Linked DNA regions of Homo sapiens: region 1 is linked to region 2. A link is a loop called in an ENCODE intact Hi-C map of the cell type or tissue named here. Cell type or tissue: heart left ventricle. All regions are shown on one strand. Region 1 overlaps SLC1A3 (solute carrier family 1 member 3). Region 2 has its middle 110 kb from the start of RANBP3L.

Region 1 (5,000 bases), 200 kb after region 2:
CATTCTCTTAACCACTCTATTCTTCCTCTGCTCTGCTGCTAGTTGACATCTTTTAAGAGATGCCAGGAAGAGAAATACCCTCATGAGTTGATGAAGGCCAGTTAGCTAGCAGTGCATTCACACAGCATTGTCATTTAACTGCATGATTTACCCGGTTACCTCAAAAGAAAACTTACAGTTCTCCTATAGACCATTAAGCCACTTCCTTCTCATTCATTTAACACATACTCATTTATAATTCATGATCCTATACGTATAATAAATAGAGCTCAGTAATACTGGAGTATATTTGAAAAAGATGGAGAAACACCATTCAAAATGGTGTTGTAAACACCAGAAGAGTGGAATTTCTAAGACAGAAATGTTTCCATTCAAGAATACAGGAATGGAAATTCATAAAACTTGAACATGGAAGACAGATTGATGGAGAAGGAAGTTCCTAAGTCATTAGTACAAAGCAATAACATCTCTAATAAAAAGAAGATAATGCCAGGATTTAAAAGTCTGTTTTTCTCTAGGAGTTCTGGGATCATCCCTAGTCTATTTTTCTCTAGGAGTTCTGGGATCATTCCTCACCCAGTGAGGGCTTTCCTAAGATTTGTGAGAATTGCAATAAGAGTTGGCTGAGCTAGGGTAGATAAGTTGGCCGGGTGCCCTCATGGTTGGCTTTACTAATGGAAACTGAGGAGGCAGAAGCAGCAAGAAGAAGGCACTAACAAAGAAACACATAAAAAGAGCTCATTGACAGTCAAAGAGACCACTGAGTCTACATCAAAGACTTGGAATAGCAAATAGACAACTTAGGAGCAAACAGATTTAGGAGAGAAGGAAGAACCCTTCAGTTATCTGTTAGTGTGTCTTCCATCAAGAACCCAGTGAATATAAAGGCTCTATTTAGCTTGTCACTGGGTTCCATGTCTACCAGTCCTAAGAGATAGGAAAAGAATGTGTCTGTACACCAACTCTTAATTTATTTGCTGTAGCATAAGAAAAAACAAGAAAGATGCTAGCAAGGAAGAAGGAGATAATTATTTTCCCCCAAGATGAGAGATGAGAAGAGCTATAGTTATTACCTAGTTTTCAAATTCCTAGGTTTTTATTGCTTTTAGTAAAAAAAAAAAAAAAAAAAATCACTGGGAAAACCTATGTACTGGGTTGAATCTTTTGTTTAGACTGTTTTTTTTTTTTGCCTTTTTGAAATAAAATGTATATGATTTAATGTGTAGAAGTGGAAACTAGAAAAATATTATGATAAAGACATGTGAATCCATATATTCAAAATAAAGCAGAAAATTATAAATATTTTGATATAAATTCATCTACAAGCATAAGCATAGAACCATTTGTACAATTTTATGTCATTTCTACTGTCATTTCTAAGCAATGTCAAAGTCTGAATGTGCCATGCCATGACAAAAGCTCATGTAACAAGAGCGGTTAGCAATCCGAGAGAACACAGTGCCAAGCTCCACATCCCTTAGAGGGCCCGTCATGAAAGCATTAGATAATGGTCTGCCAGGGCTGTTGTGGACATCCGTCTGACAAAAACCACACTGGGAAGAGTGGTTATTGTCTTTCTTCCTCCAGAAAGAAATTTCTCCCTTTGGACTGTGGTAAGTTGTGTTAGAGTGACCTCAGACATCTAGCTGAAAGAAAGGAAAAGTCTTTGTCATGTTCAAGTCACAGAACACTGACTCTTTCCATGGCTAGGGAATGAATTGCACAATAAAAATGAAATCTCAGGCCAAACAATATAAAGAAATGGGTCATAAGATCAGCTGCAAGGTTGGGGGATATGTATAAATAGGAATGCATAGAATTGAGTGGTAGTTTTACCTGAAGGCATTCACAAACACAGTAAACTAGCAGCTTTCTCTGATGTTGGTCTTGGCGCACGCGCACACACACACACACGCACACACACACACACAGAGTTTGCATTTGAGTTCTCCTTTTTCTGATGGTCTCCTTGCACAGTTCACATTTGAGTTCTCCTTTCTCTGATATTGATCTCTCACACACACACACATACACACACACTCACAGAGTTTACATTTGAGTTCTCCTTTATATGGATTTGAAAGAAATCGGTGAATCATCCTGGCTAAATTTTTATAAAGCATTTCCCTCTGTTCTCTAATACTCTGGCAATGAATTTAAATTGCACTAAAATTCAGTGGAGGGAGGATCACTTGAGCCAGGAGTTCAAGATCAATCTGGGTAACATAGTAAGTTCTCATCTCTCCAAAAACATTTTTTAAAAAAGTATCCGGGTGTAGTGGTACATGTCTGTAGTCCCAGCTACTTGGGGGGGCTGAAGTGGGAGGAGGATCACTTAAGCCCAGGAGGTTGAGGCTGCAGTGAGCCATGTTCATGCCATTGCACTCCAGCCTGGATGACAGAGCGAGACCCTGTCTCCAAATAAGAAAAAAAAAATAATAATAATAATAATAATAATGGTAATAGCTAACACTCACAATGTATGGAAAGCACTATTGTGTTTAAGTGTATTAACTTTATTTAATTCTCACAACAACCCAGAGAGGGAGGTAATTTTATTACTCTCATTGTACAGATGAAAAAACTGAAGCCCAAATCCTTACCACACAGCTGATGAATACTGAGTGGGATTCAAATCCACCATTCCGGCTCCAGGTGCTCATTCACCACACTGTTCTGGGTGCTATAACACCCATTCTGGCTTTACTCCAGCAATTTGCTGAGGGTCTGCCTGAGGTAGCAACGGAAGAGATGGAAAAGAGAGGTCGAACTGAAAGCCCACTGGTGAGACTTGGCAATTGATTCAATGAGAGAAGGTGGACTGCAGACCAATGGCCCGCTTTCTGGTTTAGGTGGCAGAGTGGCTGATGATGCCACATTTGAAGGTAGGATACAGGAGAAAGACTGGGGCCTTGGGGGTGCACGAGGGTAAGTTCAGTTTGGACCTGTTGAGTTTGTGGGGCGGGATGCCACCGAGGTGCATATACAATGGAAGAAGCTTGCTGCAAATCAAGATTTAGAAGGTATTCCTACAACCTCCAAACTGAACGAAGACAGTTCTGTCTTTGGATTTCAAGTGAATAAGGATCAGTGAATCGGGCTATCCTACTGCATAAATGAGTCTACTCTGTAAGTGAGTCTATTCTCAGAACAGTTTCCGTAACTCTAGGGCCCTCTCCTTCATGCTTAAAAGCACTAATCTTTCAGAAATGCTGTAGTGGTGTTCTGTGCCTGGACGTAACTGACCAAGCCAGTTAGGTCAGCCAAGCAGGTTAATCAATGTGGTTTGCTATCAGCTGCTGGACTGAACTGACCTGGTAGTGGGACCACAATAGCCAACTGCTTGAGTTCGTGGAGCAGGCACAGTCGGGCGCCCACACCTCTCAACTTCCTGAACCCCTGATAGCGGGGCATTTTCACACTGATTGAACAACAGCAATCCAAACAACGATGGACAGATAACTGGGTTCAGACTTACGGTTTCTTCAACACTTCTTGGAAATGAGCAGGGAGAGAGGAGCTTCAAGAAGCTGGGGGTAGGGGGATCCTGAGTCCCCTGGTGTTACCAGAGCTCAGCTGTGCTTTCACTCAGCAGAGGCTGGGAGAGGAGGAGGAGGAAGCTATGGATTTGCAGAGTTTTTCTCTGGAGAAGCCACACTGGGTTAGGTTATAAGAACTAGGGTCTGATTTCTCTGTGCTTTATCTTCTCCCCTGGGGGAAAAAAAATACAGAAAAATTGTCAGGGCTAGTGATAACACATGTACCCACAGCACACATGCCTCCCAGCCCTCTCCCACCTTCTCCAAAAGCACTCCAGGCGCTGCCTCCTACTGTGACGGTGTAGCCCAGTAAGGTATAGTGGAGATCAGAGCTATGTGCTCTGGAGTCAGACAGCCTAGGTTTATGTCCAGTTCTGGAACTGAGCCTCTGTTTCTTCATGTATAAAACAGAATAATTATAAAAACTGTCTGCCAAGATTTATATCCCAGTTCTGCTATGCACAAGCCATATCACCTTAAATGATTTCCCTAAGTGCTTGCCAGGTAAAGTGTCCATAGACATTGTAAACCCCACATCTTTTATTTACATCTCTGATATGGCTTCAAGCTGTCATATGCACTGATTTGATGATGCTGATCTTCCAGAGAGCTATAAGACCCTGGCATTTGGGGAGGCTGGGGGGCAGAAGATACTCACCTGGTTTTGGTTTAGAAGTGGCTTCTATTTCCTTAGCTAGAGAAGAGAGCCAAGAGAGTTGTAGGAAGAGCCTTAATAGTTGTAACGGGCTTTTAGATGCAGAAATGAAAGCCTCAGAGTAAGTGATACCATCATTATCTGTCCCTTACCGATCTGGCCTCCTGAGCAGAACCAGAAAGTAATCCCCAGGCAGCCGTTATCACAGCAGACTACTTAGTGGAGGGGGCGCCTGACAGTAGACGCCTCTCTCAGGAAAACAGGGAGGTGCTAAGAAATGTTTTAGTAAGTGTTGTAATACACTCAATAGTGAATTTTTTGTTCATACCTCTCAGGGCCAATCTGAGTGTTCACCACCTCCCTGGTTTCTTCTTTCCTCCAGCCCTTTGGTGCCTACTGCCCATTAACTGCCACTCTGGTCAGAGTGGGGGCTGGCTGGAACCCTGAGAGAAATGTGGCTGGTTTCCAAGAGAGTTGGGAAAGGTTGTTTTGAAGCAGTGGGTAGAAGTCTTAATGTTGTTCTAAGTGTATCTCTGGATTCTATTTTGCTCTTTTTCTTCTTGTCATTTCAGATATTGAGGAAACAGAGCAGGCAATTTCAAATTTCTCTTTCAAGTAGGTAATCAAATAAGCAAGTGTGTTCAGAACAATTAACCTTCAGTAATAATACCTTTCATTTTTGTGGTGGTACAGTTTACAAAGCACTTTCTGTTGCACTCTCTGTAGCACGTAAGCTATGACCAGGCCACCCTCCTTCTGATTTGTATCTGCAAATGTCTGGGACGCAGCTAAGAAAGCATTGAGAG
Region 2 (5,000 bases):
TAGACAGATCAATGGAACAGAAGAGAGACCCCAGAAAGACAACACAATGGAACAAAGAGTATTTTCAACATAGAGTCAAACAACTGAACATTCACAAGGAATAAAAAGAATCTAGACATAGATTTTCCGCCCTTCACAAAAATAAATTCAAAATGAATCACAGACTTAAATGCAAAATCCAAAACTACAAAACTCCTAGAAGATAACATGGGAGAAAATCTTGATTACCTCAGGTATGGTGATGACTTTTTAGATACTTCAAAAGGCACAGTCCATGAAAGAAATAATTGATAAACTAGACTTTATTAAAATTAAAGACTTCTGCTCTTCAAAAGACACTCTCAAGGGAATGAGAAAGCGAGCAATAATTTTGGAGAAAATACAAAAGACATGCTGATGAAGGACTGATATCCAAAATATACACAGAATCCTTAAAACTCAACAATAAAAAACATGACAACCAAATTTAAAAATGGGCAACAGACCTGACAGTTGCCTCAACAAAGAAGATATACAGATGACAAATAAGCATATGAAAAGATGCTTTACATAGTATGTCATTAGGGAATTGCAAATTAAAACAACAGTGATATCACACTTATTAGAATAGCCAAAATGCAAACCACTGACAACCACCAAATGTCGACAAGGATGTCAAGCAAGAGGATCTTTCATTCATTGCTAATGAGAATGCAAAATGGTACAACCACTTTGGAAGGCAGTTTGATAGTTTCTCACAAAGCTAAACATATTGTCACTATACAATTCAGTAATCATGATCCTTAGTATTAACCCAAAGAAGTTGAAAACTTAATGTGTTTTTCCAAAAACCTGTATATGAGTGTTTATAGCAGCCTTATTAATAATTGCCAAAACTTAGAAGCAACCAAGATATCCTCTGGTAAGTGAATGAATACATAAATTATTGTCCATTCAGATAATGGAATATTATGAAGTACTAAAAAAGTAAGCTATCAAGCGATGAAAAGGCAAAAGGGAAGCATAAATGCATATTAATTGATAGAAGCCAATCTTAAAAGGTTACATAATGTATGATTCCAACTATTAAATACAAGACACTCTGAAAAAGGCAAAACTATAGACATAGTAAAAGGATCAGTGGTTAGCAGGGGTTAGGGAGGACAGAGGGGTGAATAGGCAGAGCACAGAGAATTTTTAGTGCACTGCATTAGTCTGTTTTCATGCTGCTGATAAAGACATACTTGAGATGGGGCAACTTACAAAAAAAAAGAGGTTGAATTGGACTTACAGTTCCATGTGGCTGGGGAAGCCTCACAATCATGGCGGAAGGCAAGGAGGAGCAAGTCACATGTCACATGGATGGCAGCAGGCAAAGAGCTCGTGCAGGAAATCTCCCCCTTGTATAATCATTGGACCTCATAAGACTTATTAACTATCACAAGAACAGCACAGGAAAGACCTGCCCCCATGATTCAATTACCTGCCACCAGGTCCCTCCCACAACACGTGGGAATTCAAGATGAGATTTGGGTGGGGACAGAGCCAAACCATATCAGGCAGTGCACCTGTCAGTATGATATTATACATGTCATTAGATATTTATAGAATCCACAGAATGTACGTTAAGAGTTAACACTAATGAAACTATGGTCTCTAAGAGATAATGATGTGGGTTCATTGATTGTAACAAATATGCCACTCTGATGAGGGGTGGTGACAATGGAGGAGGTTTTATGTATGAAGGGGCAGGGAGGATATGGAAATCTGTATACCTTCCACTCAATTTTGCTCTGAACCTAAAACTGAAAGCCTATTTTAAAAATCTGGAATAAAATTTTTTAAAATTGCATGTTAAACTCAAGAATTTTTTGAAAGTTTTCATATAAGAAAATGAACTATGTTCCTTGTGGTCTAATAAGAATATTATATTTCCTTCCTGAAGGTGGCGTTTGTGTACCATGGTCAAAGAATGCTTCCCTCATTTGTTAAGGGAAAAAAAAAAAAAAAAACCTTTCCCGGACAGTAAAACATCTCATAAAACTGTCATGAGTAATTCCAGCAGCTGAGCTGAAATGGACAGCTACTCAGAACACCTTTGCTTTTCCATGACAGGGGTGAGATTTTATAAATTAAGGTTATAGACTTACCTGCGAACACTGGGACCTATAACTCAATTTACAGATACCTTGAAGCTGAAAGAGTGTTTGCAGAGCCTACACTCTGGGATGTGTTACAGGCACAAGGAAGTTCATGAGCTAAGACAGGCCACTAAATCTAGCTAAGATGGCTCAACAAAAATGAGAGTTCTCAGGCCTGCGCAGAACCTGTGACCAAGTTGCTGTTAGCCATAAACACCTGCATTGTGGGAGCTATTTGAACTTGAGAGAAAAATCCCCTAATTAAAAGGCACCTAAGCCCAAATTCTGCATAACAATTTGCTCTGGAGCATGTTAAACTCACAGATTTCTGGACTTCAGATATCCTAATGTCAAGAGTGTCATCGGGGCACAGGAATCTACATTTAAGAAGCTTCCTAGGATGGACGATTACTCAGATATATAAATAGAACAAACTCCTGATATAAGCAGCAACATGAACAAATCTCAGAAACAAGATTCTGAGCAAAAGAAACCAGACACAAAAGGGTACACACTGTGTGTGTGTGTGTGTGTGTGTGTGTGCGCGCGCGCGTGCGCATATCTATATATACACACACATATACATAACATATAAAGTATGTGAGTATATATATTATATATATATATAAAGTTATAGAATGAATACAACTCACCAATAGTTATAGAAATCAGGTCAGTGGTTGTATAGGGCAGGAGGTTAGGTGGATTGACTGTAATGGGGCATAAGAGAACTTTCCAGTGTGATAGTAATATTCTACATTTTTATTGGAGTGGCAGCTACATGGGTGTATACATTTGTCAAAACTCATGTAACTGTACACTTAAACTATGTACATTTAATTGCACATAAATTGTACCTTGATAAAGCTGATTTAATAAAACAGACTTCCTAGGTGATTCAAACATACATCTGGGTTTGGGAGCCACTGATCCTTTGCTACTGGAGAATGACCAGATCATAAGTGCACTTGAGCCACACTGGGGCTCCTGTGTGGCATTTTTATTTCCATTGACAGAACTTCTGAGCCCCAGGGCACCTTCCAGACCAAGTTGTCTGACTTCTAGGTTTTCTATATGTGTTAGTCAGGGCTCTCTAGAAGGACAGAACTAATAAGATATGTGGATATCTGAAAGGGAGTTTATTCAGGAGAATTGACGCACACGATCACATGGTAAAGTCCCACCATAGGCCGTCTGCAAGTCGAGGAGCAAGGAAGCCAGTAGTGGATCCGTCTGAGTCCCAAAACCTCAAAAGTAGGGAAGCCGACAGTCCAGCCTTCAGTCTGTGGCAGAAGGCCCGAGAGCCCCTAGCAAACCACTGGAATAAGTCCAAGAGTCCAAAAGCTGGAGAACTTGGAGTCTGATGTTTGACAGCAGGAAGCATCCAGCACAGGAGAAAGACGAAGGCTGGAAGACTCAGCAAGTCTGCTCTTCCATCTTCTCCTGCCTGCTTTACTCTAGCTGTGCTGGCAGCTGATTAGATTAAGGCTGGGTCTACCTCTCCCAGCCCACTGACTCAAATGTTAATCTCCTTTGGCAACACCCTCACAGACACACCCAGAAACAATACTTTGCATCCTTCAATCCTAATCAAGTTGACACTCAATATTAACCATCACACTATATGCAAAACCTGAAGCTCAGAAAGGTTGAGAGACTTTTCCAAAGTCACACAGTAAAATACCAGCAGATATCAGATCTGAATTTCTGACAGCTTTTGCTATTCTCAGTATCACACTGCATCCAAAGGAAGAAGAATGAGAAGTGGAGAGCAGATGCTCCTTGCTCTGATTTTGCTCATTTACCCTTCATTACCATCTACAGGATGGAGCTACCTGGTTACCTGAGCCAAGGAAATAGAATACAGTCCAATTTTATAAGGAATGGCTGAAAGACTTTGGTTTCAGACTTGTTTATTTACTCATTCAACGAATAACTAACCAATATTTGTTGAGTGCTTTCCAGTCACAGTTTAAGGCACAAAAGCCAGTAGTGAATAAAACACACAAGATCTCTGCCTTCAAAGAGCCTATTATCATCAACAATAAAGAAATAAGCAAATACATGAACAAGAAAATTTCAGATGGTGGAAAGTGCTTGAAGAAAACAAACAAGGTAATTGATAGAATAACTGCAAAGGAGGGTCTATTTTAGCTGGGCTTTTCAGAACAGGCTGTGCTTGAGATAGTGACAGCGAGGAGCATGAAATATGGCTGGAGATGGTGGAGAGACTGAAGGCAGCTATCTCAAACACGTCAAGAGTTGTCATGTAGAGAAGTGTGCTTGCCTCATGCTGACTCAGAAGGTGAAGTGAGAAAAAATCTGAGTGCAAGACAGAGGTTGAATTCAGATCAGTTTAGGGAAGAACTTTCCAACCTAGAAGAAAAGGAATTAATATTTACTTGAAGCGTACTATGTCCTAGCTTCCTTATTTGTAATATTTTGTTTAATGCTTTAAAAAACTGTAGGTGGTAAGTGAAACAATATCTATTGGAAGGAGCGATCTCCCCCTCTCAAGAAGTATGCATGCTCCCTGGCTAAGATAGAGACAGATGAGTGAGGGGTTCCTTAACCTTGCGGATCCGTGCCCCTGCAGATGCTGCCCTAATTATGTCATAGAAACCAATGGAAAAAGGAAATCAGATTCCCCAGATTCCACCCCCGCCCTCGCCCCAGGTAGTGAAAAGTTAGTGAGACTTCTTGAAAAACAATAGGGTGTTTCCAGGTTAACTAAGCTTTAACCTTTAACCAAATTCTCAGGAAGGGCTTCCCTGAATATTCTCCCTGTGGAATGCAGCAGAATGGCACTCTAATGCCTCCCTCAAAGAGAAAGTGATAAGGCCATGAGCTGCTCTTGAGGATGAATACCAGCAGGAGTGG

The links. Hi-C counts contacts between places; a loop is a spot of excess contacts. Peaks named below come from ENCODE experiments on the same cell type or tissue, not always from the same donor. Only the 100,000 strongest peaks of a DNase experiment are listed, where the experiment ranks them.
Region 1: it touches region 2 in a loop (5-fold over the local background); 31 of 110 quality-filtered maps call a loop at or near these places.

Annotation. Positions count from the first base shown.
Region 1 is chr5:36,610,171-36,615,170 of GRCh38, forward strand. The region is part of intron 2 of SLC1A3 (solute carrier family 1 member 3); the gene reads left to right. Among named protein-coding and RNA genes, the nearest start is that of SLC1A3, 6.1 kb to the left of the region's middle. In heart left ventricle, no CTCF peak of the experiment used is centred here; no DNase peak of the experiment used is centred here; H3K4me3 peaks cover 904 bases; H3K27ac peaks cover 3,696 bases.
Region 2 is chr5:36,413,042-36,418,041 of GRCh38, forward strand. No RefSeq gene overlaps it. Among named protein-coding and RNA genes, the nearest start is that of RANBP3L, 110 kb to the left of the region's middle. RefSeq lists an enhancer at 4,489-5,000. In heart left ventricle, CTCF peaks have their summits at 1,919 and 2,119; no DNase peak of the experiment used is centred here.